Regions from separate parts of the Homo sapiens genome. Here region 2 is linked to region 1. Evidence: chromatin contacts called from ENCODE Hi-C or POLR2A ChIA-PET data. All regions are on one chromosome and are shown on one strand. The core of a region is the stretch at or near the end of the contact, and the rest is flanking DNA. Distances in the headings are between cores, read along the strand shown.

The links. A loop is a pair of places that touch in the nucleus more often than their neighbours do. ChIA-PET counts read pairs that join two places held with the same protein, here RNA polymerase II (POLR2A). Pooled maps may share reads with other maps.
Region 2: a pooled map shows a loop between it and region 1 (6-fold over the local background). The contact joins the promoter of MAGT1 here to the promoter of JPX in region 1. A Hi-C loop is called at or near these places in 4 of 50 pooled maps. POLR2A ChIA-PET finds 5 or more read pairs at or near these places in 2 of 52 experiments (CD4-positive, alpha-beta memory T cell and HEK293).

Annotation. Positions count from the first base shown.
Region 1 is chrX:73,942,181-73,947,172 of GRCh38, forward strand. JPX (JPX transcript, XIST activator) reads left to right here and starts at 2,144. Exons shown (of 5, transcript NR_024582.1): 1 at 2,144-2,285; 2 at 2,404-2,482. RefSeq lists an enhancer at 2,169-2,268.
Region 2 is chrX:77,892,355-77,897,346 of GRCh38, forward strand. It overlaps MAGT1 (magnesium transporter 1), which reads right to left and starts at 3,081. Exons shown (of 10, transcript NM_001367916.1): 1 at 2,955-3,081. The coding sequence starts at 3,056. RefSeq lists an enhancer at 2,828-3,077.

The sequences.
Region 1 (4,992 bases), core at 894-3,393:
GATCCGCCCACCTCGGCCTCCCAAAGTGCTGGGATTACAGGCATGAGCCACCGTGCCCGGCAGGTTTCACTCATTTTTATCCCCCTTTCTACTTACCATTAAATTACTACAGAGGGATGTTTTGTACCTGCCCCAAAATAAATGCATGGTGTGCTACTGCCAAAAGAAAATATGACAGAATTTACAGTCATATTTGCCTCCTCTGCAACATTCAGACTTGATCCTTCTTTTACCCTACATTGTCTATCTGATTCCCTACTCTTTTAGTACTAGTTCTTTCTTAGGAGCTCAACAGTTCCTTTTGCAATTGGTTTTTGGTGCCTGTCCTACAAATTTCCAAGATGTGCTCAAATATGCCTAAACCCTAGGAGATGAAACAGTTTAAGCTTAGAGACCTCTCCACCTCTATTACTGACCTTTGAACACGTAACTGGTTTTATGTGGTGTTTTTGGTGTTTTACTCCAAAATGTCCATATGTCAATGCCCAGATGTTTTATACAACTGTGTATCATTACCTTCCTTTTGAGGGTGACGATATCAAAATAAAGACAGAAAAGTAATGATGCAAATGAATAGAATAAGAGGTGTTCTATGTGGGGGTCTCGTAGAAAACCAGAGACAACATTAGTGCATAGAGAGAAACTATAGCTTTGGAAAGGGATTAGGACCTCTAAAGTGTCTTTTCCTTACCGGTGAAGCACAAGCCTTCCCCCAGAAACCTGCACCACTCACACATAATGCTTCACAAACAAGTTTTGGCCTCGGTTTTTTCATACTTTTGGGGCTGGTATCCAGCTAGTGTATTTTCCCTCATGGAGCGGGAACAACAGAGATAAAGGTTTTGATAAATATAGAGGCCTCTTAGAAGTGTCAGGACTGAATCTAAAAGAGCTGAATCTAAAAGAAGAGGGAGGCTGGGTGCGGTGGCTCACGCCTATAATACCAGCACTTTGGGAGGCTGAGGCGGGTGGATCACTTGAGGTCAGGAGTGCAAGACCAGCCTGGCCATGATGGTGAGACCCCCGTCTCTAGTAAAAATTAGCTGGACATGGTGGCAGATGCCTGTAATCCCAGCTACTTAGGAGGCTGAGGCTGGAGAATCGCTTGAACCCAGGAGGCGGAGGTAGCACCGAGCCAAGATCGCGCCACTGCACTCCAGCCTGGGCGACAGAGCAAGACTCCGTCTCAAAAAAATAAAACAAAAATAAATAAAAGAAGAGGGAAGATGGAAGGACTTTTAGGCTCAAGAGCAGCATCTCAACTCTTTTTTTTTTTTTTTTTTTTTGAGACGGAGTCTGGCACGGTCGCCCAGGCTGGAATGCAGCAGCACGATCTCAGCTCACTGCAACCTCCGCCTCCCGGGTTCAAGCGATTCTCCCACCTCAGCCTCCCAAGTAGCTGGGATTACACTGAGATTACAGGCAAGCGCCACCACACCTGGCTACCAACTCTTTTATGAAGACTCTTTTGTTTACAGAATTAAAGGAAGCACCTTGTTCTGAATCCAGTTTTGCCATTGACGGACTCACTGTATGACTAGGCCAAAACCCTCTGGTTTCTGTTTTCCCATTAGTTGGTTGAAGTACATACACCCTCATCTATCGGAACACGGGGCTTAGTAAAGTGAAAAGAAGTAGGTTCTAGCTCATTCTAGCACTTTTGGAAAATTGGGTCACCTCTTTGGGCCTTAATTTCGTCATCTATAAAACAGGAAAAAATCAGTCCTCAGCTTACCTGATGTTGCAATGACTTAGTGAGATAACAGAAGTGAATGGCAGCTTTGTCTATCATACTTGTGAGGTAAAGTTAATGAGAGTGAGAGATCTGGAAATAGGGAAGAAAGAAAGGAGTCGAGGCAAAGCTAAAAGAAATTTGGGTTGGGAAAGGAAAAAAGAAATGAAGAGAAAGAAAAAGGAAAAGGGAATTTCAAAAGAGATAAAGGCTGTGAGAGGAAGTGCAACAGGTCAGGAAACTGGGGGAGGGTCCACGGCAACGGCTGCGGCACGGCAACGGCTGCGGCACGGCAACGGCTGGGGCACGGCAACGGCTGGTGCATGTTGCCGGCGGAGGCATTTAGGTAGTGCACGACGGCTGGGCGCCGGGCCTGTTTGGCTGTGACGCCCACCCCCGGCTTTCATCCGCCTATGCCCTAGGGCTAGTGGAAGACTTAAGATGGCGGCGTTTGCACGGAGTGCAATCACTGCGTCCTTACGGGGGTTGCAAGGCGTCCGAAGTATGAGTCCACTAACAAAAGTCCAGAAACTCGCCAGTTAATAGTATTGTGGTGAGTGATGAGCCTCACGTTGGCTAGAGAAGTGGCCGTTAGCGAGGCTACACACTTTGGGATCGCGTGGCCTGAGTCGGGGGAGTAACCGGCCTGTATTCCATTTTTCTCTCTCCAGTCTCTTCAAAATATCGGAGAATAATTTCTTTCTCGCTGATCGCCTAACTTCTACTGACGAAGCTTGGAAGTTGCAGAAGGTAGCTCCTAGGAGGGATATATGGGTCGTTCTTTCCTTTTTCCTTATTTAAATGGGTTTTTATTGACACCATGTCGCGCCAAAATGGATTCCATCTCCTCAGAGCTTTCCTAGGAACAGCCTAACCTCTTGGGCCTAACTTTATTTTTTTTTTGTTCTGCCTTTCATGTCCAGACTTATTAGTTTTAATTAATTTGTTTGTAACGTATTCATTATGCACTAGATTAAACAATTTTTTTCTGTGCCCACTATACCCCAAATGTGGAGTTTTGGGCAAAAACTTAACATTTGTTCTTGAAGCATCTCAGAGGTGTGTGTGTGTGTGTGTAATCTTTGGGGGACTTACATTGCCAGGTTGATTACTCACTAAGAAAAGAGCTAGATTTCCTGTTTTCAAATCTGTTGGCGAAATTAAGTTTATGTTAAGCATAGCATGTTTACTATATATATGGGGAAGACAGTTAAGAGTGACATCTAATATGTTGTTAAATGCTTATGTGATTAAAGTAAATTTCATGCATTACCGCGGAGTATGAATTGCTGCAACCTTTTAGAAAAGAATCTGGCAATATTTAGGGAAATAAAAAATACAGATATCACTTGAACAAAAACTGGAATTCAAAAGTCTGACTTTTAAGAATCTATCCTACAGAAATAAAAGTACCAGTATATAATGACGCATGAACAAGGATACTTTTGTACTATTTTGTTCTTGTGACAACTGGAAACAACCTGTGTATCCATCAATAGGAGAATGTTTGAGTAAATTTTGGTACATAAATATTATGAAATATTTTGACTTTTGACCTAGAGAATCTTATGATGGATGGTTATGTGAGAAAAGTAAGTTGCAGAATAGTCTAGTATGAGTCCTTTTTTTTTTTTGATGGGGTGATGAAGGAATGCAAGATTAACTTCTTTATCTTTTGGAGGAGACGTTAAATATATTATGAAATACTTAAGACATATACAGATATACAAGGAATAATACAATGAACCTCTCTTCTCACCACCCAACGTAAAAAAAAAATCAAACATTAACGTGACAGTTGAAGTTCTCTGTGTACCCATCCCTGATTGCATCTCTCTCTTCTCTCATCCCCAGAGGTAACCATTATTTTAAACTTAGTGATTTTTACCATGCATTTCTTAAACTTCTGTGACATAGCAACTTCTAGCATGGATTATTTTTTGTAAATATTGAAGATGAATTTTTAAAAAAAGTCAATGAAAGAAGAAAGCAAGTGTCTATCTGACTTTTTTTTTTTTTTTTTTTTTGAGATGAAGTCTTGCTTGTTGCCCCGGCTAGAGCGTAGTGGCGCAATCTTGGCTCACTGCAACCTTCACCACCCCAGTTCAAGCGATTCTCCTGCCTCAGCCTCCCGAGTAGCTGGGATTGCAGGCGCCTGCCACTGTGCCCGGCTAATTTTAATTTAATTTTAATTTATTTTATATATATATAGAGAGAGAGAGAGGGAGAGAGACAGACAGACATGGAGTCTTGCTCTGTCACCCAGGCAGGAGTGTAGTGGCTCGATCTCGGTTCACTGTAACTTCCGCCTCCTGGGTTCAAGCGATTCTCATGCCTCAGCATCCAGAGTAGCCGAGATTACAGGCACACCTTGCCACGCCTGGCTAATTTTTGTATTTTTAGTAGAGACGGGTTTCCCTATATTGGCCAGGCTGGTCTCCAACCCCTGACCTCTGGTAATCTGCCTGCCTCGGCCTCCCAAAGTATTGGGATTACAGGCGTGAGCCACTGTGCCCAGCCTTATCTGACTATTACTGTAACAGTGGCCAATCAAAATTCCTTCTTTTCTTTTTTTTTTTCCTTGAGCCTAGAAATTTCTTAATTGAGGGGAGAATCTAGCAAGCAGTTGAGTCAAAGGGTGTAGATTATACTACAGTGGTAAAGAAAGTAAGCAGCTGGCAGTGAAAGCAATCTCAAGCAAATAATGAATGTTCCATGAACAAGATGCCTGAATTGAAAAACAGAACAAAACCAACTAACCAAACAAAAAACAATCCGTGGATCCTAACTCAAATCCAAGGTGATTTGAGCCTGCACTTGTAATTAGACAAAATCTATGAACTTCAGTTGCCTTGGAGGCATCTGAGGGAAATGAGGTTGCATGTAGATGAATCAGTTGTTTCTGGCATCATGTTAGTGTGATTACATTTAGCTGCTGTGTGCAAAACATTTTAGCAATCATTTAGGTCCAGGACGTGGAATTTATTAGTGCAACAACCCTGTAAACAGTGGTTAGAACATTAATAATTTTATTTTATTTATGTTTTATTTATTTTTTGAGACGGATTTTTGCTCTTGTTGCCCAGGTTGGAGTGCAATGGCGCGATCTCGGCTGACTGCAACCTCCACCTCCTGGATTCAAGCTATTCTCCTGCCTCAGCCTGCCGAGTAGCTGGGATTACAGGCATGTGCCACCGCACCCAGCTAATTTTGTATTTTTTAGTAGAGATGGGGTTTCTCCATGTTGGTCAGGCTGGTCT
Region 2 (4,992 bases), core at 1,831-4,330, 4.0 Mb after region 1:
AGTAGTCTTTTTAAAGACAGCCTAAACCATTCTCAGAGAGGGAAGGAGGAAAAACTAAATCATCTTTAGCAGCCTATATAAATTCCATGCTTACTGATGAGAAAATCCAATTTTATGTTGTGAAATCTAAGAAAACCTACAACTGAAAGAACAGATTCCCGGCTGAACACAGTGGCTCATGCCTGTAATCCCAGCACTTTGGGAGGCCAAGGTGGGTAGATCACTTGAGTCCAGGAGTTCAAGGCCAGCCTGGACAACACAGCAAAACCCCATTTCTACAAAAAATATAAAAATTAACTAGGCATGGTGGCACATGCCTGTAGTCCCAGCTGGGAAGTCTTAGGTGGGAGGATCACCTGAGCCCAGTGAGGTCATAAGGCTGTACTGAGCTATGATCATGCCACTACACTCCAGCCTTGGCAACAGAGTGAGACCCTGTCTGAAAAAAAATTTTTTTAAATATATATATACATTTATAAAAAGAAAGAACAGATTCCTGATTTTATATAAGTACACAGTTAATCTGATGTTTGTTGAGGACATTTTGACAGAAAATGCTGGATGTGAGGTAAAGAAAAATTAAGAAGTTTTTGCATTCAAGATGCTTACAGTGTTAGGGCAAAGACTGGCATATAAACAAGGACAATACAGGTCAGGCATGGAGGCTCGCTCCTGTAATCTCAGCACTTTGGGAGGCCAAGGTGGGAGGATCACTTGACCCCAGGAAGTAGAGGCTGCAGTGAGTCATGATAGTGCCATTGCACAGCATGCAGCCTGTGTAAGAGGCCCTGTCTCCAAATAAATACATACATACCTACAATGACTATATGCTGTGCTGAATTCATCTCAGTTCACCTGGAGGCACCAAGAAAACTTTAGCCGAGGAAGAAAGAAGATACTGTTTGAGCTAAGACTTGAAGAGTAGGAATCTTCAGGTGAATGAAAGGGTGGGGTAAGAGAAAAGGAAGATATTCTCGCATAAGTCTTGTACATGCATGAAAAGGGTGAATGTACTTCCAAGAGAGTACAGAAAGATCAAGGAAGGCATGTAATTTATTGCCTTAACATAAAATTCACCATATTGACCATTTTAAAGTATACAATTCAGTGCTGATTCCTTTAAAAAAAAAACAAAACCTATTTTCAGCTAGGCTGTTGTGCTTCCAGTTCAGTGAGAGAGTCAATGAATAAATATAATTTCACTGGTAGAAATGCTAAGTTTTAAAAAGCCTTCACTTTTTAATTAAAAAGAATAAGTGGACTAGGCACAGTGGCTCACACCTGTAATCCCAACACTTTGGGAGGCCAAGGCGGAAGCAACACTTGAGCCCAGGAGTTTGAGACTAGCCTGTCAACACAGAGAGACTCCGTTTCTACAAAAAGATAAAAAAGTAGCCAGGGATATTGTGGCACATGCCGGTAGTCCTAGATATTCGGGAGGTGGAGGTGGAGGTGAGAGGATCACTAGAGCCCAGGAAGTCGAGGCTGCAGTGAGCCATGATCCCACCACTGAACTCCAGCCTGGGCAACAGAGCGAGACCCGGTCTCAAAAAAAAAAAAAAGTGGTCATCGTGGAAATTCAGGTAATACCAGCAATACCAGCATGTAAAGTAAAACGTGAAAACGTTCCCCTCATCGATAATCCCAACTGCCTAGAGATAGCCACTGTTAAGGTATTGTCATGTATCCTTACAGAGATTTCTCTATACATACACATATACTTATATATAGGGGATGCTGTTGTTTTTAACATAAAAAATTTCTAAGACATAAAATTATGCATTGCTCTGCATCTTCTTTTCCACATAACCATAGCTTAGGATCCTCCCAAAGAAGGACATCAATTTCTAGTTTCAGTGTCTGAGCCTGCTCACTTCACGATACTTTTGACAATTGTATATTTTTATTGTACTCTTTGCCAATCTAATAAGCAACTCATTAAGTTTAACTTCCTAGCTTAGTTTTTCTTCTTATGGAATAGTTCAAATACTTAGAAACATAGAGAAGATAGCTTTCTTTCTTAATTCAGCTCAAGTAGACAAGTATCTGAAGTGCTTAACTGGTATTTTTAGAGTATGTGCACAGTTTTTCTCTATTAGAGGAAGCACAGAATGTACAGGAAATAGAGTTAGAATGACTGACGTAGGGTTTGAGTCCTCGTTCATTTTCTAAATTTAAGACTCTTTTTCTCATCTATAAAATTAGAGGGTATAAGTAATTGCTAGTAGTCTTAAAGTCCTAAGAGTATAGGACTCCAAATCACAAACGTTTGAAAACGCATTGTTAAAATTCCTCTACCTGGATTGCTTAATGGTGAGAATACTGTATCTCCTCCACTTCCTAAAGCCTATGAGTTCCACAAGATCTTAGTTTTGTTCATTTATGTATATCAAGTGCCTAGAACATTGCCTAGCATGCTTACATTTGTGGAATGATTGAAAATGGTTAGGAGCTTTCAATCTGGTAAATTGCCTTGAAACAATTATTTGGACAAAGTAATAAATCTGGCATAATTTCACTCTTTGGTCTAACTCTCACACTCCTGAAATGAAAATGCTAGAAAATAGAGAACTCTTACACATCATTCAGGGAGTTACATCGGCCAGCAGTATAGAGTCTCAGATATCCTACTCCTGGGATCTAAAGTCGAACTCCCCACCCCCAACACCTGACGGGGCCCACACTCAAAAGTGTCAAAACTCATAGCTATGCACATTCACAAGACTGTAGAAGTCGGGCTGTCACCTACGCTACTCCACTCTCAGATTCTACATCCCCAGAAGACAAAGAGTTACAGTTCCTTCTCTCACGAATTCCACAACTCCGAAAACCGCGTAATTGAAGCCACCAAAGGCATAGAAGCGGCAGGGAAAGGGGGCTGGGAAGAGGCGAACAGACCCTCTTAAGCCCCAGTCATTGGGAAAAGCCCATGCTGCTGGAAACCGCGTTCTCACCTCCTTCTTTCTTTGGGCAGAGGCTGAGGGAACGTCGCAAACGATGAGCAGCGCCACCACCATGGTCACAGAGACACACCAAAACCGCCAACGCGCTGCCATGTTCGCTCCTCTCCCTTCTATAAGTGAAACTTTGCTCCGGCTAGGTCTGAGGGTGGGGCGTGAGAACAGGCAAATCGGCCCCTTGCCTTTCCTCATTGGTCCAGCTCAGCCCTGCCGGGAGACCCCTCACATTACGTCACAGCGCGCTGGCGCTACACGCCCGCTAAAAGAAGGTTGATTTCTAATTGGCCCCGGTCGGCCAATAGAAAAAAGATAATCTGGAGCGTTTTCATTGGTCCGCTAAAGATAATGACCCGCCCCTTTCTCGATACGTAAACATCTAGCGCGCTGACGCTTTCCAAGCACGCATGCGCAGTTGTGAAATATTGCGGAGTTTTCGGAGTCCAAAATGGCTTGAAGTTGCTAGAACAGAATCTTTCAAAGACTCATTTAGAAGTCCTTGAAATTCGCCGCCTTCATGTAATATTCTAGAAAAATGGGACCTAGCCGCGTGAGGGATAAGAGCTATTTAGTCCGTTATCCTGCCTCCAAAGTACTTCAAAGTGAAAAAATAAAAGTAGGAAAGCAAAAATATACCTAATACCACTGAGGGAAATTTTTAAAGGTAAATATGAACAAGAGCTTGTTGAATACCTATTGTGTCCTAGAAACTGCCAGGAGCGCTGAAAAAAGAGGACATCAAAGATTATTTTTTAAAGTTTTTGTTTATTTATGGCTTTTTTTGAGATGGAATTTCGCTCTTGTAGCCCAGGCTGGCGTGCAGTGGCGCCATCTCGGCTCACTGCAACCTACGCCTCCCGGGTTCAAGCGATTCTCCTGCCTCAGCCTCCCGAGTAGCTGGGATTACAGGCGCCCGCCATCACGCCTGGCTAATTTTTTGTATTTTAGTAGAGACGGGGTTTCGCCATGTTGGGCAGGCTGGTCTCGAACTCCTGACCTCAGGTGATCCGCCCGCCTCGGCCTCCCAAAGTTCTGGGATTACAGGCGTGAGCCACCAAGCCCGGCCGGCTTTTTTTGTTTGTTTTTTCAGTTAAACTCCTTGACTTAATATTTAAAGCACCAACAAGGACTTTAATTGCAGGTTATAGACAGCAAATTCCTTCTTTTTATTCATTATTTTGTTTGGGGGATGGGTACAAAAGTAAGGTTGTAAAGAAGGAAAACACCAACAAGATAAAATCAATCTGCCTACAATTTGGATTTATTTTGATGGTGTGGAAAATATTATATGACTATTATTTTAGGCGCTACTGGATAAAAAAACCAGGAAATTAATTTCAGTATGTTGGAGAGACAAGGAGATGGGATGGAAAGAAAAATAGCTGGTTCCGAAGTGAAGAGATGTGAAATACAGATGTGAAAAAAAGTTAAATCATTTATGGAAACTTATATTAAGAAAATGCAGGCCGGGTGCGATGGCTCATGCCTGTAATCTCAGCACTTTGGGAAGTCGAAGTGGGTGGATCACCTGAGGTCAGGAGTTCAAGACCAGCCTGACCAACATGGCAAAACCCCCGTCTCTACTAAAAATTTAAAAATTAGCCCGGTGTGGTGGCGCAGGCCTGTAATCCCAGCTACATGGGAGTCTGAGGCAGAAGAATCGCTTCAACCCTGGAGGCGGAGTTTGCAGTGAGCTGAAATCGTGTTATCACACTCCAGCCTGGGCAACAAGAGCGAAACTCAATCTCAAAAAAAAAAAAAAAGGAAAGAAAAAAGAAAAAATGCAAAATAAAAGTACACTGAGACATACTGTATGATTCAATCTATATATGACATTCTGGAAAAGGCAAACTCATTGGTACAGAGAACAGATTAGTGGCTGCCAGGGGCTAGGGGTAGGGAAAAGGGTTGATCACAAAGAGGTCAAACAAGGGTGTTTTTATGATGCTAGAGCTATTCTGTCCTTAATTGTGGTGGTGGTGACACAATTGTATGCATTTGTCAAAACGCATAGAACTGTACACCAAAAAGTGAA